Regions from separate parts of the Homo sapiens genome. Here region 1 is linked to region 2. Evidence: chromatin loops called from intact Hi-C (ENCODE). Cell type or tissue: sigmoid colon. All regions are shown on one strand. Links, peaks and the distances in the headings refer to the core of each region. The heading gives the core; the rest is flanking DNA. Region 1 holds the start of KCNA7 (potassium voltage-gated channel subfamily A member 7). Region 2 overlaps TRPM4 (transient receptor potential cation channel subfamily M member 4).

The links. Hi-C counts contacts between places; a loop is a spot of excess contacts. Peaks named below come from ENCODE experiments on the same cell type or tissue, not always from the same donor. Only the 100,000 strongest peaks of a DNase experiment are listed, where the experiment ranks them.
Region 1: a loop joins it to region 2, with 5 times the contacts of the local background. A loop is called at or near these places in 13 of 110 quality-filtered maps.

The regions. Positions count from the first base shown.
Region 1 is chr19:49,070,070-49,079,641 of GRCh38, reverse strand. KCNA7 (potassium voltage-gated channel subfamily A member 7) reads left to right here and starts at 6,943. Exons shown (of 2, transcript NM_031886.3): 1 at 6,943-7,611; 2 at 8,764-9,572. The coding sequence starts at 7,057. RefSeq lists a silencer at 5,425-5,584 and enhancers at 7,051-7,550, 7,551-8,052. In sigmoid colon, for the core only: a CTCF peak has its summit at 4,609 (motif pointing left); a DNase peak (open chromatin) is centred at 4,581; H3K27me3 peaks cover 3,827 bases.
Region 2 is chr19:49,203,599-49,213,170 of GRCh38, reverse strand. It overlaps TRPM4 (transient receptor potential cation channel subfamily M member 4), which reads right to left. Exons shown (of 25, transcript NM_017636.4): 21 at 2,766-2,962; 22 at 2,329-2,461; 23 at 2,084-2,156; 24 at 1,902-2,007; 25 at 1,335-1,677. The coding sequence ends at 1,673. Among named protein-coding and RNA genes, the nearest start is that of TRPM4, 51 kb to the right of the region's middle. RefSeq lists an enhancer at 1,902-2,540. In sigmoid colon, for the core only: a CTCF peak has its summit at 4,682 (motif pointing right); DNase peaks (open chromatin) are centred at 2,530, 2,900, 4,720 and 5,160; H3K4me3 peaks cover 1,955 bases; H3K27ac peaks cover 873 bases.

The DNA.
Region 1 (9,572 bases), core at 593-8,592, 130 kb after region 2:
TGTGGGAGGATTACCTCAGGTCAGGAGTTCGAGACCAGCCTGGCCAACATATTGAGACCAAAAATTAGCCCGGGCACGGTGGCTCATGCCTGTAATCCCAGAACTTTGGGAGGCCAAGCCAGGTGGATCACAAGGTCAGGAAATTGAGACCAGCCTGGATAACACAGTGAAACCCCATCTCTACTTAAAATACAAAAAAAATTTTAGCCGGGCGTGGTGGCACGCGTCTGTGGAGGTGGAAGTTGCAGTGAGCCAAGATTGGGCCACTGCACTCCAGACTGGGTGACAGAGTGAGACTCCATCTCAAAAAAAAAAAAAAAAAAAAAAAAAAAAGGCAGAGCAGGGCCAGTGGCTCACACATGTAATCCTAGCGCTTTGGGAGGCTGAGGCCAGAGGATTGTTTGAGCCCAGGAATTTAAGATCGGCCTGGACAACATAGTGAGACCTTATCTCTACCAAAAATTTTAAAGAAAATTAGCCGGGCATGGTGGCGCACACCTGTAATCTCAACTACTCAGGAGGCTGAAGCAGAAGACTTGCTTGAACCCAGGAGGCGGAGGTTGCAGTGAACCGAGATCGCACCACTGCACTCCAGCCTGGGCAACAGAGTGAGATTCTGTCTCAAAAAATAAATAAAATAGGCCGGGCGCGGTGGCTCACGCCTGTAATCCCAGCACTTTGGGAGGCCGAGGCGGGCGGATCACGAGGTCAGGAGATCGAGACCATCCCGGCTAAAACGGTGAAACCCCGTCTCTACTAAAAATACAAAAAAATTAGCCGGGCGTAGTGGCGGGCGCCTGTAGTCCCAGCTACTTGGGAGGCTGAGGCAGGAGAATGGCGTGAACCCGGGAGGCGGAGCTTGCAGTGAGCCGAGATCCCGCCACTGCACTCCAGCCTGGGCGACAGAGCGAGACTCCGTCTCAAAAATAAATAAATAAATAAAATAAAATAAAATAAAACAAATGCTACCATAACCTCAGAGAATGACTCTGAGGAATTGGAGAGTCTGACTGTATTATTTTCTTGTTGCCGCTACAACAACTTACCACGAACTTAGTGGCTTAAAACAACACAAGTTTATTAGAATGCAATTCTAGAGGTTAGACGTCGAAAACAGGGCTCTGTTTCCTCTGGAGGCTCTAGGGGAGAGTCTGTTTCCTTGCCTTTTCAAGCTTCGGGAAGCCGCCCCCATTCCTTGGCTCATGGCCGTTCCTCCGTCTTCAAACTTCAAAGCCAGCACCATGGCATCCTCTCTTCTCTGACCTCTATGTCCATCCTCACATCTTCCATGAATCAGACCTTCCTGCATCCCTCTTTTTTTTTGATTTTTTATTTGTGAGACAGAGTCTCACTCTGTTGCCCAGGCTGGAGTGCGGTGGCTCAATCTCAGTGCACTGCAGCCTCCACCTTCTGGGTTCAAGTGATTCTCCTGCCTCAGCCTCCCCAGTCGCTGGGATTACAGGCGCCCACCACCATGTCCAGCTAATTTTTGTTATTTTTAGTAGGGATGGGGTTTTGCCATGTTGGCCGGTCTGGTCTTGAACTCCTGGCCTCAGGTGATCCACCTGCCTCAGGCTCCCAAAGTGCTGGGATTACAGGAGTGAGCCACTGCACCCAGCCACGTCCCTCTTTTAAAGACCCTTATGATTAGTGGGCCTACCCAAATGATCCAAGATAATATCCCTAACTCATCAGCCTTAATTTTTTATCTTTTATTTTTTTGAGACAGGGTCTTGCTTTGTCACCCAGGCTGGAGTGCAGTGGTGTGATCATAGCTCACTGCAGCTTTGACTTCCTTGGCTCAAATGACCCTTCCACCTCAGCCTCCCAAGTAGCTGGATTACTGATGTGCATGACCACACCTGGCTTTTTGTTTTGTTTTGTTTTTGAGACAGAGTCTCACTCTGTTGCCCAGGCTGGAGTGCAGTGGTGCCATCTCAGGTCACTGCAACCTCCACCTCCCAGGTTCAAGTGATTCTCCTACCTCAGCCTCCAGAGTAGCTGGGATTACAGGCGCGAGCCACCCGGCCCAGCTTATTTTTGTATTTTTAGTAGAAATGGGGTTTCACCATGTTTACTAGGTTTGTCTTGAACTCCTGACCTCAGGCAATCCAGCCACCTCGGCCTCCCAAAGTGATGGGATTATAGGAGTGAGCCACTGTGCCTGACCCACCTTTTAAGTTTTGTTCTAACTTCCTGAGCAAAAAAATGGCACCTTGGCTGGGTGCGGTGGTGCACGCCTATAATCTCAGCACTTTGGGAGGCCAAGTCAAGTGGATCACTTAAGGTCAGGAGTTCGAGACCAGCCTAGCCAACATGGTGAAACCTCATCTCTACTAAAAATACAAAAATTAGGTTGGGTGTGGTGGCTCACGCTTGTGATCCCAGCACTTTGGGAGGCCGAGGTGGGCGGATCATGAGGTCAGAAGTTCGAGACCAGCCTGGCCAACATGGTGAAACCCCATCTCTACTAAAAATACAAAAATTAGCCTGGTGTGGTTGCGCACACCTGTAATCCCAGCTACTCAGGAGGCTGAGGCAGGAGAATCACTTGAACCCAGGAGGTGGAGGTTGCAGTGAGCCGAGATCACACCACTGCACTCCAGCCTGGGCGACAGAGCAAGGCTCCATCTCAAAAAAAAAAAAAAAAAAAAAAAAAAAGGCTGGGCATGGTGGCTCACGCCTGTAATCCCAGCACTTTGGGAGGCCAAGGTGGGTGGATCACGAGGTCAGGAGATTGAGACCATCCTGGCTAACACGGTGAAACCCCGTCTCTACTAAAAATACAAAAAATTAGCCAGGCGTAGTGGCGGGCGCCTGTAGTCCCAGCCACTCGGGAGGCTGTGGCAGGAGAATGGCATGAACCTGGGAGGTGGAGCTTGCAGTGAGCTGAGATCGTGCCACTGCACTCCAGCCTGGGCAACAAGAGCGAGACTGTGACTCAAAAAAAAAAAAAAAAAAAAAAAAAAAAACGAGAATGGGAGAAAATAGGAGACAGAGACCAGAAAGATGGTGGACAGAGAGAGATAGAGAAGGCCAAAGACCGTGAAATAAATGGACACAGACCCAGACAGAGGGAAGATAGAGACCTAGAGAGAGGGACATAGAAGTCCAGGGGACATAGAATCCCAGACAGGGTGGGTGCAGTGGCTTACACCTGTAATCCTAGCACTTGGAGAGGCCTAGTACGGTGGATTGCTTGGGCTCAGGAGTAGAAGAGCAGCGTGGGCAACATAGCAAGACCCTGTCTCTACAAAAATTACAAAAAATAGCCATGCATGGTGGCTCACGCCTATAGTCCCAGTTACTTAGAAGAGGTGGGAGGGGCCAGGTGGGGTGGCTCATGCCTGTAATCTCAGCACTTTGGGAGGCCAAGGTGGGCGTATCACCTGAGGTCAGGAGTTCGAGACCAGACTGATCAACATGGAGAACATGTATTTTAGTCTCTACTAAAAATACAAAATTAGCTGGGCATGGTGACACATGCCTGCAATCCCAGCTACTTGAGAGGCTGAGGCAGGAGAATCACTTGAACCTGGGAGGCGGAGGCTGTGGTAAACCGAGATTGCACCATTGCACTCCAGCCTGGGTGACAAGAGCGAAACTCCGTCTCAAAAAAAAAAAAAAAAAAAAGAAGTGGGAGGATCGTTTGAGCCCAGAAAGTCGAGGCTGCAGTGAGCCAAGATTGTGCCACTAGACTCCAGCCTGGGCAACAGACTGAGACCCTGTCTCAAAAAATAAAGAAAGAAAGAAAGAGAGAGAGAAAGAAAGAAAAGAAAAGGGCCGGGTGAGGTGGCTCATGCCTGTAATCCCAGCACTTTGGGAGGCCGAGGCGGGCAGATCACCTGAAGTCAGGAGTTCAAGACCAGCCTGGCCAACATGGCAAAACCTTGTCTCTACTAAAAATACAACAATTGTAGGGTCCAGCCCCACAGGGTCGGTGGGTTTTTCTCCGTTTGCAGAGACGAGAGATTGTGGAAATAAAGACACAAGACAAAGAGATAAAAGAAAAGACAGCTGGGCCCGGGGAACCACCACCACCAAGACACAGAGACCGGTAGTGGCCCCGAATGCCTGGCTGTGCTGATATTTATTGGATATAAGACAAAGAGGCAGGGTGAGGAGTGTGAGACATCTCCAAGGATAGGTAAGGTCCCCTGGGTCACGTATCCACTGGACAGGGAGCCCTTCCCTGCCTGGCAGCCGAGGCAGAGAGAGAGGAGAAAGAGAGACAGCTTACGCCATTATTTCTGCATATCAGAGACTTTTAGTACTTTCACTAATTTGCTACTGCTATCTAGAAGGCAGAGCCAGGTGTACAGGATGGAACATGAAAGCGGACTAGGAGCTGAAGCACAGCATCACAGGGAGATGGTTAGGCCTCTGGGTAACTGCGGGTGAGCCTGACTGATGTCAGGCCCTCCACAAGAGGTGGAGGGGTAGAGTCTTCTCTAAACTCCCCCAGGGAAAGAGAGACTCCCTTTCCTGGTCTGCTAAGTAGCGGGTGGTTTTCCTTGGCACTGAGGCTACCACTAGACCATGGTCCACTTGGCAACGGGCGTGTTCCCAGACGCTGGTGTTACCGCTAGACCAAGGAGCCCTCTGGTGGCCCTGTCCAGGCATAACAGAAGGCTCGCACTCTTGTCTTCTGGTCACTTCTCGCTATGTCCCCTCAGCTCCTATCTCTGTATGGCCTGGTTTTTCCTAGGTTATGATTGTAGAGCGAGGATTATTATAATATTGGAATAAAGAGTAATTGCTACAAACTAATGATTAATGATATTCATATATAATCATATCTATGATCTATATCTACTATAACTATTCTTATTTTATATATTTTATTATACTGGAACAGCTCGTGCCCTCGGTCTCTTGCCTCGGCACCTGGGTGGCTTGCCGCCCACAAACAATTAGCCGCGTGTGGTGGGCGCCTGTAATCCCAGCTACTCCAGAGGCTAAGGCAGGAGAATTGCTTGAATTCAGGAGGCGGAGGTTGCAGTGAGCCAAGATCGCAACACTGCACTCTAGCCTGGGCGACTGCAAGACTCCGTCTCAAGAAAAAGAAAAAGAAAGAAAAGGCCGGGTGCAGTGGCTCACGTCTGTAATCCCAGAACTTTGGGAGGCCAAGGCAGGCGGTCACGAGGTCAGGAGTTCGAGACCAGCCTGGCCAACATGGTGAAACCCTGTCTCTACTAAAAATACAAAAATTAGGTGGGTGTGGTGACGGGTGCCTGGAGTCCCAGCTACTCAGGAGACTGAGGCAGGAGAATCGCTTGAAACTGGCAGGCGGAGGTTGCAGTGAGCTGAGATCACGTCCCCACACTCTAGCCTGGACAACAAGAGGGAAACTCCTCTCAAGAAAAAAAAAAAAAGAAAGAAAGAAAGAAGAAAAGAAGAGAGAAGGAATGGAAGGAAGGAAGACAGGAAGAGAAAGAGTGCCAGGATTAGCAGGGCGTTCGAACCCTTAGTACCTACCTCTCTCCACACCCCCAGCAGAGGGCGACCAGGACTTCTTTCCTGGGAGTCTCAGTGATCAAACCCCTCCACTTCCCCCAAGCCCATCTGATGGAGCTATTTTTATGCAGTGTCACCGGACACCAGTGGCTAGAAGGCCACCGTCTTGTCTCTGCGCCCTTCAGTTCCTGAAAATGACCCTGTGGCATCTCCCCGGCCCACACCCCCAACCCCCGCCCGTTCCGGCAAGACCAGACTCCTTTTGCCAGAGTCATAGCCGCAGCTCAGGTCCTGCTAGGTCTCAGAAAGTCTTGCGAAGAATCCAGGTGGAGACTCTGGAGCGAACTCTGGGGAGAGAATGGGGCGTGTGTGCACATGCTCAGTGGTTTGCAGCTGCCAGAGTGACCCTAGGATGGGACAGCCACCGGGACTGTGGCAGCACCCACATGGAGTGATGGTCAGGGAGAGATCAAGAGATATGACTCCGGAGACCCTAAGTCCTCTAGAGACCCCAAGGGGAGACCCAAAGGGGAGCGGCCGAGGAACCCTGAGACAGAGACATGGAGGGCTAAGAGATAATGAGCAAAAAGAGACCTAGAGAGGAGAGACAAAGAGACCAAGAGAGACAAGAGATAAACGGAGACAGACCAAGAGTCAAAATAAAGGCGGAGACCGAGACGTAGAGGCTGGCAGAGGGACCCATACAGAGGCCCCCAGAACGACGAATCTCAGAAATAAATGACCCATAGAGATACTCAGAGATACATCCCAAAAGAGACAGAGACCCAGAGGGGACAGCCGGACACAGACACACAAGAGAGTGAGAGACAAAGGTGCAAACAGGGCGACTCCAGGCCGGGCGCCGTGGCTCACGCTTGTAACCCCAGCAATTCGGGAGGCCAAGGAGGGCAGATCACTTGAGGTCGGGAGTACCAGACCTGCCTGGCCAACATGGTGAAACCCCTTCTCAACTAAAAAAGAAAAAAGAAAAAAAATTAGCTGGGCTTGGTGGCGCCTGTAATTCCAGCTACTAGGGAGGCTGAGGCACGAGAATCGCTTGATCCCGGGAGGTGGAGGTTGTTGCAGTGAGCCGAGATCGCGCCACTGCACTCCAGCCCGGGCGACAGAGGGAAACTGTGTCTCAAAAAAAAAAAAAAAAAAAAAGACAGAAAGAAAGAAGAAAGAGAAAAGAAAAGAGGCGACTGCAACTGAAGCCTGATTCTGACGAAACACACGCACACGGAAACTTGGAGAGACGCAGGACAGGATCCCGGCGGCAGAAGGACGGAGAGAAAGGGGACCCCGGGACGGGAAAGGCGCAGAGCAGGCGCGGGCGGCGGCGGCGGCGGGGCAGGGCAGGGCGGGCGTCCCGGCAGAGGGCGCGCGGTCGCCCTGTCGCCCTCCGCCCCGCCGGGGTCACAGTGCCCCCTCCCTCGCGCCCTAGCCGCCCTGCCGGGCTATTTTTACGCGCGGACACCGGACACCGGACACCGGGCTGGGGCGGCGGCGGCGGCGGCCGAGGCGGCCGAGGCGGGGCCGCACCGGGGCCGGGCGTCGGGGCCACACGTCGGTTCGCGGGTCGCCGGGGCTGCGCGCGCCATGGAGCCGCGGTGCCCGCCGCCGTGCGGCTGCTGCGAGCGGCTGGTGCTCAACGTGGCCGGGCTGCGCTTCGAGACGCGGGCGCGCACGCTGGGCCGCTTCCCGGACACTCTGCTAGGGGACCCAGCGCGCCGCGGCCGCTTCTACGACGACGCGCGCCGCGAGTATTTCTTCGACCGGCACCGGCCCAGCTTCGACGCCGTGCTCTACTACTACCAGTCCGGTGGGCGGCTGCGGCGGCCGGCGCACGTGCCGCTCGACGTCTTCCTGGAAGAGGTGGCCTTCTACGGGCTGGGCGCGGCGGCCCTGGCACGCCTGCGCGAGGACGAGGGCTGCCCGGTGCCGCCCGAGCGCCCCCTGCCCCGCCGCGCCTTCGCCCGCCAGCTGTGGCTGCTTTTCGAGTTTCCCGAGAGCTCTCAGGCCGCGCGCGTGCTCGCCGTAGTCTCCGTGCTGGTCATCCTCGTCTCCATCGTCGTCTTCTGCCTCGAGACGCTGCCTGACTTCCGCGACGACCGCGACGGCACGGGGCTTGCTGCTGCAGCCGCAGCCGGCCCGGTGAGAGGCGGGGCGTGGGTGGAGACGGGCGGGGTTTGGGAGGAGATGGGCGGGGTCCAGAGGGGACCTGGCCAATCATAAGGCGGGGCCAGGGGCTGCGAGGGGTGGGCCAGCCGAAGACAGGGTGGGCGGGAGGCGGGGCCTGAGGATCCGGGTCGGAGGACCTGCCCCATCAGAAGGTGGGGTTGAGGTCAGTGAGAAACCCGGCGTGAAGAGGGCAGGGCCCTTGATGCAAGGGGTAGGAGGACAGGAACCTTAAAAATCACAGCTGAGGGGGGCCAAGGAGAGCCTGAAAACTCCGGAGTCTGTGCGGCTGGGTGGTGAAAGCCAGGCCCTGAATAACTCCAGCTGAGGGTGCTGGAGCCCGAGGGGCGACAGTAGGAGGAATCTATGGAAAGAAAGCCAGGTTGAGGGGCCAGAGGAGGGGGCCTAGGGCTCGGCTTGCAGAGAAGGTCTTTTTTTTTTTATTTCCTGTGAGACAGAGTCTTGCTCTGTCGCCCAGGCTGGAGTGCAATGGCGCTATCTCGGCTCACTGCAAGGTCTGCCTCCCGGGTTCAAGCGATTCTCCTGCCTTAGCCTCCCAAGTAGCTGGGATTACAGGTGCAGGCCACCACGCCCGGCTAATTTTTGTATTTTTAGTAGAGATGGGGTTTCACCGTGTTGGCCAGGATGGTCTCTATTTCCTGACCTCGTGATCCGCCCGCCTCGGCTTCCCAAAGTGCTGGGATTACAGACGTGAGCCACCGCGCCCAGCCGCATTATACTCTGGGCTGGGACTGTGGAGGGCAAGGAAAAGCTAGGCACAAGGTGGTGGGGCCAGGGCAGGGATGCTCCCCATCTAGAAAATCAACACTGGAGGCGGGACTTTGAGAGAGAAGAGGTTGCACCCTACTCAAACATGAGTTCCCACGCATGAAGGGGCAGGGACCACGTCTCCAGCCACCCACCAGGTCAGGCAACCAGAAAGTCAGCGGCCCAGGGATGATCCCTGGGATCCTGGGAGGAAGTCTGGGATAACCAGGTCACGGAGGGCCTTGGCGCAGCGGCTACTGACCAATGTGTAAAGAGGAGCTGGGTATTTAAATGATGATTAAGGCTGTCCCCGTGTCCTAGCCCCAGCCTGACCCTCCCTGAACACTTTCCTCCCTGCAGTTCCCCGCTCCGCTGAATGGCTCCAGCCAAATGCCTGGAAATCCACCCCGCCTGCCCTTCAATGACCCGTTCTTCGTGGTGGAGACGCTGTGTATTTGTTGGTTCTCCTTTGAGCTGCTGGTACGCCTCCTGGTCTGTCCAAGCAAGGCTATCTTCTTCAAGAACGTGATGAACCTCATCGATTTTGTGGCTATCCTTCCCTACTTTGTGGCACTGGGCACCGAGCTGGCCCGGCAGCGAGGGGTGGGCCAGCAGGCCATGTCACTGGCCATCCTGAGAGTCATCCGATTGGTGCGTGTCTTCCGCATCTTCAAGCTGTCCCGGCACTCAAAGGGCCTGCAAATCTTGGGCCAGACGCTTCGGGCCTCCATGCGTGAGCTGGGCCTCCTCATCTTTTTCCTCTTCATCGGTGTGGTCCTCTTTTCCAGCGCCGTCTACTTTGCCGAAGTTGACCGGGTGGACTCCCATTTCACTAGCATCCCTGAGTCCTTCTGGTGGGCGGTAGTCACCATGACTACAGTTGGCTATGGAGACATGGCACCCGTCACTGTGGGTGGCAAGATAGTGGGCTCTCTGTGTGCCATTGCGGGCGTGCTGACTATTTCCCTGCCAGTGCCCGTCATTGTCTCCAATTTCAGCTACTTTTATCACCGGGAGACAGAGGGCGAAGAGGCTGGGATGTTCAGCCATGTGGACATGCAGCCTTGTGGCCCACTGGAGGGCAAGGCCAATGGGGGGCTGGTGGACGGGGAGGTACCTGAGCTACCACCTCCACTCTGGGCACCCCCAGGGAAACACCTGGTCACCGA
Region 2 (9,572 bases), core at 853-8,852:
AAAAATCCAAAAAATTAGCCGGGCATGGTGGTGTGAGCCTGTAGAACCAGCTACTCAGGAGGCTGAGTGGGAGAATTGCTTGAGCCCAGGAGGTGGAGGTTGCAGTGAGCTGTGATTGAGTCACTGCATTTCTGCCTGGGTGACAGAGTGAGACCTTATTGAAAGAAAAGAAGAAAAAGTGGCCGGGTGTGGTGGCTCACACCTGTAATTCCAGCACTTTGGAAGGCCGAGGCAGGCAGATCACCTGAGATGAGGAGTTTGGGACCAGCCTGGCCAACATGGTGAAACCCCGTCTCTACCAAAAATACAAAAATTAGCCGGGCATGGTGGCGGGCACCTGTAATCCTAGCTACTCCAGAGGCTGAGGTAGGAGAACTGCTTGAACCCAGGAAGCGGAGGTTGCAGTGACCTGAGATCGTGCCACTGCACTCCAGCCTGGGTGACAGAGAGAGACTCTGTCTCAAAAAAAAAAAAAAAAAAAAAGAAGAAAAGAAAGGAAGGAAGAAGGAGGGAGGGAAGGAGGGAGGAAGGGAGGAAAGGAGGGAGGGAGGAAGGAAGGAAGGAAGGAAGGAAGGAAGGAAGGAAGGAAGTAGGTTACATTACAGTGATTATTACTACTTGGGTTGGTGAGAACTAACTCAGCATCTTCCAGAGAAGTTGCAGTTGCCACACAACACTTGGCAATGTTTCAACGCTACTCTGCACCCACGGTGACAGATACTTGGATCTCCTCCAATTTGGAGGAAGGATGTTTGGTTTTGATTTTTGGATGTGTTGGTTGTTGGTGGCTTTCTTGCTATTTAACTAATGATTGCTGTCAGTTCAACCTTGTCATTACCAGTTTAGCTTGTTATGGGTTATTTAGTTAAGCTGCATGTATAATCACACATATTTGCCTCAACCCTGTGTGCGCCTGGCCTGCAATTTCCCACTAATTAGACTTTTTAAAGACACGTATGCATTTATCTACTCAAATTTGCATCATCCGTTTCCCTATTGCCAAAGCAGATGTACACAACACCCACCCACCTCCATTCCAGGAAATAATTTGCTTATTATCACTGAGTTATTTTTCCACTGGAAAGTTGAAACTGGGTGGGAGGGGGTACAGATGGGGTCTTGTCCTACTGAAGCGAGAGCCGTCAGAACAGTGCAGACAGAAGTGCTGGGTCTCCGGCAAGAACAATGGGGCTCAAGGGAGGAAACGGACTCCAAAATATCTGAATTACAGCAGCAAATCCACCAAGAACCCCAAACCCAACACCCCAGCTCCAGCTCCCATCCTGGATCTAGACACCCACCAGCTCCCCCAGGAATCAAGCCTCCGGACACGATTCCTCTGAAATGGCTTTATTTCCCCAGTGTGAGGAATCTGTGAGTGGTGAGGGGTCTGTGGTCCCTGTTACCCCAAGGACCCTGCAGCCTCCAGATGGATAACGGCCCGGGATCCAGGCCTTGATCCTCCCAGGCTGGGACTGGTTCTGGGAGGAGCCGGGCATGCTGTGGTTTGTAAGGATGACACTCCCAAAGGTGGTCCTGACAGTGGCCCAGATGGACATGGGGCTCACCTCAAGGACAAGGCCACCAGGTGCGGGGGCCGAGGCCCAGATGAGCCTTACTCTAGGAGCAAAATCCCCTGTGGGGGCTTCTCCTTGAAGTCCGCCAGCAGGGCTCAGTCTGGGGGAAGAGAGAAAAGAGAGAGCAGGTGATTGGCAGGGAAGGGGAGAGACAGAAAAACTGGGAGACTGGCAAAAAAGAAGAAAGACGAAGGCGAGAGTACAAAAGGCTCAAAGGAGACCAAGAGAGTGACCCAGGGACACTGGAAAGGTGCCGAGAGAGAAAAACACGCAAAAATACAGGAACAGAGGCTGGAGATGCACAGGCTGATGCTACACACTGACCTTTGGACCCAGGCAGGTCAGGGGGTGGCGGCCCACCTGGGGGCAGCAAGGCAGAGCGGCTCAGGGCCTCGGCCACCCACCCCAGGACGCGGCTACACTGCTGGACCTGCGGAATGGGAGGAATGTCAGAGCGGGAGATGGGACCCCTGCCACAGTCCCCCAGCCAGGCCCCAAGGCCTCACCTCCCGCTCCAGCACTTTCAGGCGCTGTTCGTACTCGCGGATGTGTCCCAGCTGTTTCAGTGCCAAGTCCACCCTGAGAAGGGAGGGCCTCTTACCGGGGGCACCCGCAGCCCACCCACCCCCAGGGCTCTGCCTGCTTCCCGGGCCTCCTCCCTCTCTCCCTCCCTCCCAGGACCCTGCCTTCAGCTGAAGTCAGGATCCGCCCCAGGCCAGAAGCCCCATCCCCGACCAGGCCCCGCTCTCACTTCTGGGACGTGCGCTTCAGACGCTCGGAGTCGCTCTCCCGCTTGTCCCTAGCGCGTGCCAGCAGAAAGTTCTCCTTATGCACCGATTCCCACGTTAGCAGCTTCCGCTCGGCTTCCTTAGAAAGGTAAACCCCTGCAGGGGCGGGCGGAGTCAAAGGGCTCAGGCCACGCCCCTTCCCAATCCCAGCTGCCCCTTCCGACACCCTCAGAACACGCACGCTATCCCAGACCCAGCCCCTGGTGATTCGAGAACATGCCCCGCCCCTCACCCGTAAGCACTGCCCCTCAGTGCTTAAGCTCCGCCCCTTGTTGCTTAAACCCCGCCCCTCGCTACCTAAGCCACGCCCGTTAGTCATTTGGGGCATGCCCCCTTCCCCTCGCCTTCCAGGCTCCCGGTCCCCTATATTTCTCCTTTTTAAGCCAAGCTCTGTTCTTACGGAAATGCTCGAGGGCCGGGGAGGACGGCTGGGGGCTCCGGGGTCGCCTGCACAATTGCCTGAGCAGGAGGCGCAAGTGGGAGATGACGATAAAGGGCGGGGCCAGCGCGGGCCGAGAGTGGAATTCCCGGATGAGGCGGTAACGCTGCGCCTTCCAGTAGAGATCGCTGTTGCCCTGTACTTTGCCGAATGTGTAACTGCAAAGGCCAGAGGTCAAAGGTCACTTGAGGTCAGGGCCCAGCCAGGGGCAAGGACGAAGGTTAGATGCCAGGCAATAATTGTTCAGTCTATAGCAGCAGACAGAAGTCAAGATCACTAAAGTCAGAGGTTACAGGATGCGATTAGAAGTCAGGTTAGAGCCAAGGGCGTTTGGTCACGCCTGTAGTCCCAGCACTTTGGGAGGCCGGAGTGGGCGGATCACCTCAGGTCAGGAGTTCGAGACCAGCCTGGCTAACATGGTGAAGCCCCATCTCTACTAAAAATACAAAAATTAGCCAGGCGTGGTGGTGGGCACCTGTAATCCCAGCTACTGGGGAGGCTGAGGCAGGAGAATCGCTTGAACCCAGGAGGTGGAGGTTGCAGTGAGCTGAGATCGTGCCACTGCACTCCAGCCTGGGAGACAGAGTAAGACTCCATCTCAAAAAAAAAAAAAAAAAAAAAAAGTCAGTTTAGAAGGGCCAAGGGTCAGATGTCAGAGGTCAAGTTGGGATGGTATCACGGTATAAGGTGGAGGTTGAAGTCAGGTTAAAGTTGGGCTCCAAAGTTAGCCTGGACACAAATAACTAACATCAGAAATGAAAATGGAGACATTACTACTGACCTTACCGAAATAAAAAGGATTGTATGAGAATACTATCAACAATTATATGTCAACAAACTAGATAAATGAAATGGACAAATTCCTAGGAACACACAAATTAGCTAAGCTGACTCAAGAAAAAACAGAAAATCTCAGTAGAATTATCATAAGAGATTGAATCAAAAACGTTTCAATAAAGAAAAGCCCAAAACCAGATGGCTGTGCTGGTGAATTCTATCAAATATTTAAAGAAGAATTATAATAACAAGGATGTTTCTCAAATTCGTCCAAAAGATTGAAAAGGAGAGAACATTTCCTAACTCATTCTATGAGGCCAGCATTACCGTAATACCAAAGCCAGATAAAGATATCACAAGAAAATTACAGAGCAGTAGCCCTTATGAATATACATGTAAACATCCTGAAAAAATACAAGCAAATCTAATTCAGCAGCACATTAAGTGGATTTTATACCATAACGAAATGGGATTTATCCTAGGAAAGTAAGGGTAGTTAAACATACAAAAATTAATGCAAACACCAAATTAATAGAACAAGGTGTGGGGGAAGCCATATGATCTTCTCAACCAACACAGAAAAGGCATTTGACAAAATTCAACAACACTTCACGATTTTTTTTTTTTTTTTTTGATGGAGTCTTGCTCTGTCCCACAGGCTGGAGTGCAGTGGCACAATCTCGGCTCACTGCAAGCTCCGCCTCCTGGGTTCATGCCATTCTCTTGCCTCAGCCTCCTGAGTAGCTGGGACTACAGGCACCCACCACCACGCTCAGCTAACTTTTTGTATTTTTAGTAAAGATGGGGTTTCACCATGTGTGGGCGGCAAGCCACCCAGGTGCCAAGGCAAGAGACCGAGGGCACAAGCTGTTCCAGTGTAATAAAACATATAAAATAACAAGAGTTATACTAGATATAGATCATAGATATGATTATATATGAATATCAATCATTAGTTTGTAGCAATTACTCTTTATTTCAATATTATAATAATCCTTGCTTTACAATCATAACCTAGGAAAAACCAAGCCATACAGAGATAGGAGCTGAAGGGGCATGATGAGAAGTGACCAGAAGACAGAGTGTGAGCCTTCTGTTATTCCTGGACAGGGCCACCAGAGGGCTCCTTGGTCTAGCGGTAACGCCAGCATCTGGGAAGATTCCCGTTACCAAGCGGACCGTGGTCTAGAGGTAGCGTCAGTGCCAAGGAAAAGCACCCACTACTTAGCAGACCGGGAAAGGGAGTCTCCCTTTCCCCGGGGGAGTTTAGAGAAGACTGCTCCACCACCTCTTGTGGAGGGCCTGACTGATGTCAGGCCCGCCCGCAGTTATCCAGGGGCCTAACCGTCTCCCTGTGATGCTGTGCTTCAGCGGTCACACTCCTGTTTCACTTTCATGTTCCACTCTGTACAGCTGGCTCTGCCCTCTAGATAGCAGTAGCAAAATTAGTGAAAGTATTAAAGTATTAAAGTCTTTGATCTTTCTTAAAAGAGCATAGAAGAAATAATGATGTAAGCTGTCCTCTCTCTCTCCGCCTTGGCTACCTAACAGGGAAGGGCCCCTGTCCAGTGGACATGTGACTCACGTGACCTTATCAATCATTGGAGATGACTCACACTCTTTACCCTGCCCCTTTTGCTTTGTATCCAATAAATAACAGCGCAGCCAGGCATTAGGGGCCACTGTCGGTCTCCACGTCTTGGTGGTAGTGGTCCCCCAGGCCCAGCTGTCTTTTCTTTGATCTCTTTGTCTTGTGTCTTCATTTCTACAATCTCTTGTCTCTGCACACGGGGAGAAAAACCCACAGACCTTGTAGGGCTGGCCCCTACAACCGTGTTAGCCAGGATGGTCTCGATCTCCTGACCTCATGATCTGCCCACCTCGGCCTCCCAAAGTGCTGGGATTGCAGGCTTGAGCCACCATGCATGGCTTTTTTTTTTTTTTTTTTTTTTTGAGACAAGGTTTCACTCTGTTGGTGGCACAATCATGATGGTGGTGAAATCATGGCTCACTGAAGCCACAGCCTTGACCTCCTGGGCTCAAGCCTTCCTCCCACCTCAGCCTCTTGAGTAGCTGGGACTACAGGCATGCACCACCACGCCTGGCAAATTTTTTATTTTTTTATTGAGATAAGGTCTCACTATGTTGCCCAGGTCGGTCTTGAACTCCTGGCCTCAAGTGATCCTCCCACTTTGGCTCCCTAAAGTATTGTGATTGCAGGCACAAGCCACCATGCATCATAATTTTTAAAAATCGTAAACTAGGAATAGAAATAAACTTTCTCAACATGAGAAAAGGTACTTCTGAAAAACCCACAGCTACCGTCATACCCAATGGTGAAAGAGTGAAAGCTTTCTGCCTAAGATCAGGGACAAGACAAGGATGTCCACTTTTACCACTGCTATTCCACATTGTGCTGGAAGTTCTGGCTAGAACAATTAAACAAGAAAAAAAATAAAAGGCATCCAAATTGGAAAGGAAGAAGTAAAAATATCTCTATTCACAGATGACATGATCCTATATATAGGAAATGCCAGAGAATCACAAGAAAGCTTCTAGGGCTGCAGATTCAGCAAAGTTGCAGGGTACAAGATCACACAAAAATCAGTTGTGTTTCTACACACCCGCAATGAACAATCCAAAAAGGAAATTAAGAAAGCAATTCCACTTACAACAGTATCTAAAGGTTAAGCACCTAGGAATAAAGTTAACCAAAAGGGTGAACAATTTGTAGCCTGAAAACTACCAAATACTGCTGGAAAAGCATTAAAAAGAACACCTAGATGAAATATCAATACTACCCGAAGCAATCTACAGATTCAACGCAATCCCTCGGAAAATTCCAACAACTGGCCGGGCGCGGTGGCTCACACCTGTAATCCCAGAACTTTGGGAGGCCAAGGCGGGTGGATCACCTGAGGTCGGGAGTTCGAGACCAGCCTGACCAACATGGAGAAACCCTGTCTCTACTAAAAATACAAAATTAGCCGGGCGTGGTGGCACATGCCTATAAGCCCAGCTACTCAGGAGGCTGAGGCAGGAGAATCGCTTGAGCCCGGGAGGCAGAGGTTGTGGTGAGCTGAGATCGCGCCATTGCACTCCAGCCTGGGCAACAAGAGTGAAACTCTGTCTCAAAAAAAAGAAAAAAAAAAAAGGAAAAAAAAAGAAAATTCCAACAACCTTTTTGACAGACATGGAAACTCTGATCTTTAAGTTCATATAGAATTGCAGGAGGCCCAGAATAGCCAAAACAATCTTGAAAAATAACAAAGGAGACTCATACTTCCAATGTCAAAATTTGCTACAAACCTACAGTAATCAACACTGTGTGGGCTAGACATGGTGGCTCACGCCTGTAATCCCAGCACCTTGGAAAGCCGAGGCAGATCACCTGAGGTCAGGAGTTCAAGACTAGCCTGGCCAACATGGTGAAACCCTGTCTCTACCAAAAATACAAAAAAATTAGCCGGGCGTGGTGGCAGGTGCCTGTAATCCCAGCTACTCAGGAGGCTGAGTTAGGAGAATCGTTTGAATCCAGGATGCGGATGTTGCAGTGAGCAGAGATCGTGCCACTGCAATCCCGCCTGGGTGACAAGAGCGAGACTCCGTCTCAAAAAAAACCCAAAAAACTGTGTGGTTCTGGCATAAGGATAGACGCAATCCAGTGGAATAGAATTGAAAGTCCAGAAATAAACTCATAAATCTATGAGTGTCATGCATTGAATTGTATCCCGCTAAAGATATGTTGAAGTCCGGCCGGGTCCAGTGGCTCACGGCTGTAATCCCAGCACTTTGGGAGGCCGAGGCAGGTGCATCACCTGAGGTCAGGAGTTTGAGATCGGCCTGGGCAACATGGTGAAACCCCGTCCCTACTAAAAATACAAAAATTAGCTGTGTATAGTGGCAGGCACCTGTAATCCCAGCTACTCGGGAGGCTGAGGCAGGAGAATCCCTTGAACCCAGGAGGTGGAGGTTGCAGTGAGCCGAGATCACGCCATTGCACTCCAACCTGGGTGACAGAGCAAGACTCTGTCTCCAAAAAAAAAAAAAAAAAAAAAAAAAAGTTGAAGTCATAACCCATAGTGCCTCAGAATGAGACCTTTTTAAATTTTTTATTTATGAAATATGTGGCTTTATTCGGAAATAGAGTTTACACATGTGATCAAGTTAAAATGAAGTTATTAGCATGGTCCCTAATCCAATTTAAGTAACGTTTTATTAAAAGGGGAAATCTGGAAGATGAAAGCAGAAGTTTCAATGACGCAACTAGAAGCCAAAGATGGCCAGCAAAGCACTAGACGTGACAGGAGGGGCATGGAACAGACTCTCCCCGACATCCCTCAGAAGAAAACAGCTTGACGGATGCCTTGATTTTGGACCTCTAGCATCCAGAATTGTGAGACAATTTCTGTGATTTAAAGCCACACAGTTTTTGGTACTCTGGCGGCCCTAGGAAACTAATACAATAGGTCCAGCACAGGGGCTTGTGCCTATAATCCCAGCACTTTGGAAGGCCAAGGCAAGAGGACTGCTTGAGCCCAGGGGTTCAAGATCAGCCTGGGCAATATAGTAAGACCCCATCTCTGAAAAAAAAAAAAAAAAAAAAACAACCAAAGCCAATGAAATTTTATATTTTCTCAGCAAAAATCATGCCAACAAGAAAGGAAGCAAACAGAGAGACCTAACATAGGATTAAAAAGGAGTTTCATTAAAAAAAAAAAAAATAGCCGCTGGGCACGGTGGCTCACGCCTGTAATCCCAGCACTTTGGGATCCAGCCGAGATGGGTGGATCACAAGGTCAGGAGATCGAGACCATCCTGGATAACATGGTGAAACCCCGTTTCTACTAAAAATAAATAAATAAAATAAAAGTAAAAAAAAAATTAAAAAAACAAGCCAGGTATGGTGGCACGTAACTGTAGTCCCAGCTACTTGGGAGGCTGAGGTGGGAGGATCACTTGAGCCCAGGAGGTTGAGGCTGCAGGTGTGAAGTGGTATCTCATTTCTGGTGTTTTGGTAGAGACAGCAGCCTCGCTATGTTGCCCAGGCTGGTCTCGAACTCTTGTGCTCAAGCAATCCTCCCACCTCAGCCCCCCAAAGTGCTGGGATTACAGGCATGAGCCACTACACCCAGCTGGATGACTATAATTTTTACAAAAGGAAAATAACAAGTGTTGGCTAGGATGTGGAGAAATTAAAACCCTCATACACTGCTGGTGAGAATGGAAAATGGTGCAGCTGCTGTGGAAACCAGTTTGGTGGTTTCTCAAAAAGCTATACATAGAATTACCACATGACCGAGGAATTCCACTTTGAGATACACACCCAAAGGAAATAAAAACAAGGATTCAAATAGATACTTGCATGCCAATGTTCCAACAAACATTAGTCACAATAGCCAAAAGGCAGAAAGAACCCAAGTGTTCATCAACAGATGAGCGGGTAAATCAAATGTGGTCTTCTTTTTTTGAGATGGAGTCTCGCTCTGTTGCCCAGGCTGGAGTGCAGTGGCACGATCTTGGCTCACTGTAGCCTCCGCCTCCTGGGTTCAAGCGACTCTCGTGCCTGAGCCTCCCAAGTAGCTGGAATTACAGACATGAGCCCAGCTAATTTTTGTATTTTTAGTAAAAAGGGGGTCCTGCCACGTTGGCCAGGCTGGTCTCGAACTCCTGACCTCAGGTGATCCACCCGCCTAGGCCTCCCAAAGTGCTGGGATTACAGGCATGAGCCACCACGCTGGGCCCAAATGTGGTCTATTTGTACAATAGAATATTACTCATTCATAAAACGGAATGAATGAAGTTCTGATGCACACTACAACAGGGATGAGCCTTGAAAACATGCTCAGTAAAATCAGCCAGACACCAAAAGACAAATATCGCATAATTCCACTTACATGAAACATCTAGACTAAATCCATAGAGACAGAAAATACACTGGAGGTTACTAAGACCTGTGGGGAGGGGAAGTGGGGAGTTGCTGTTTCATGG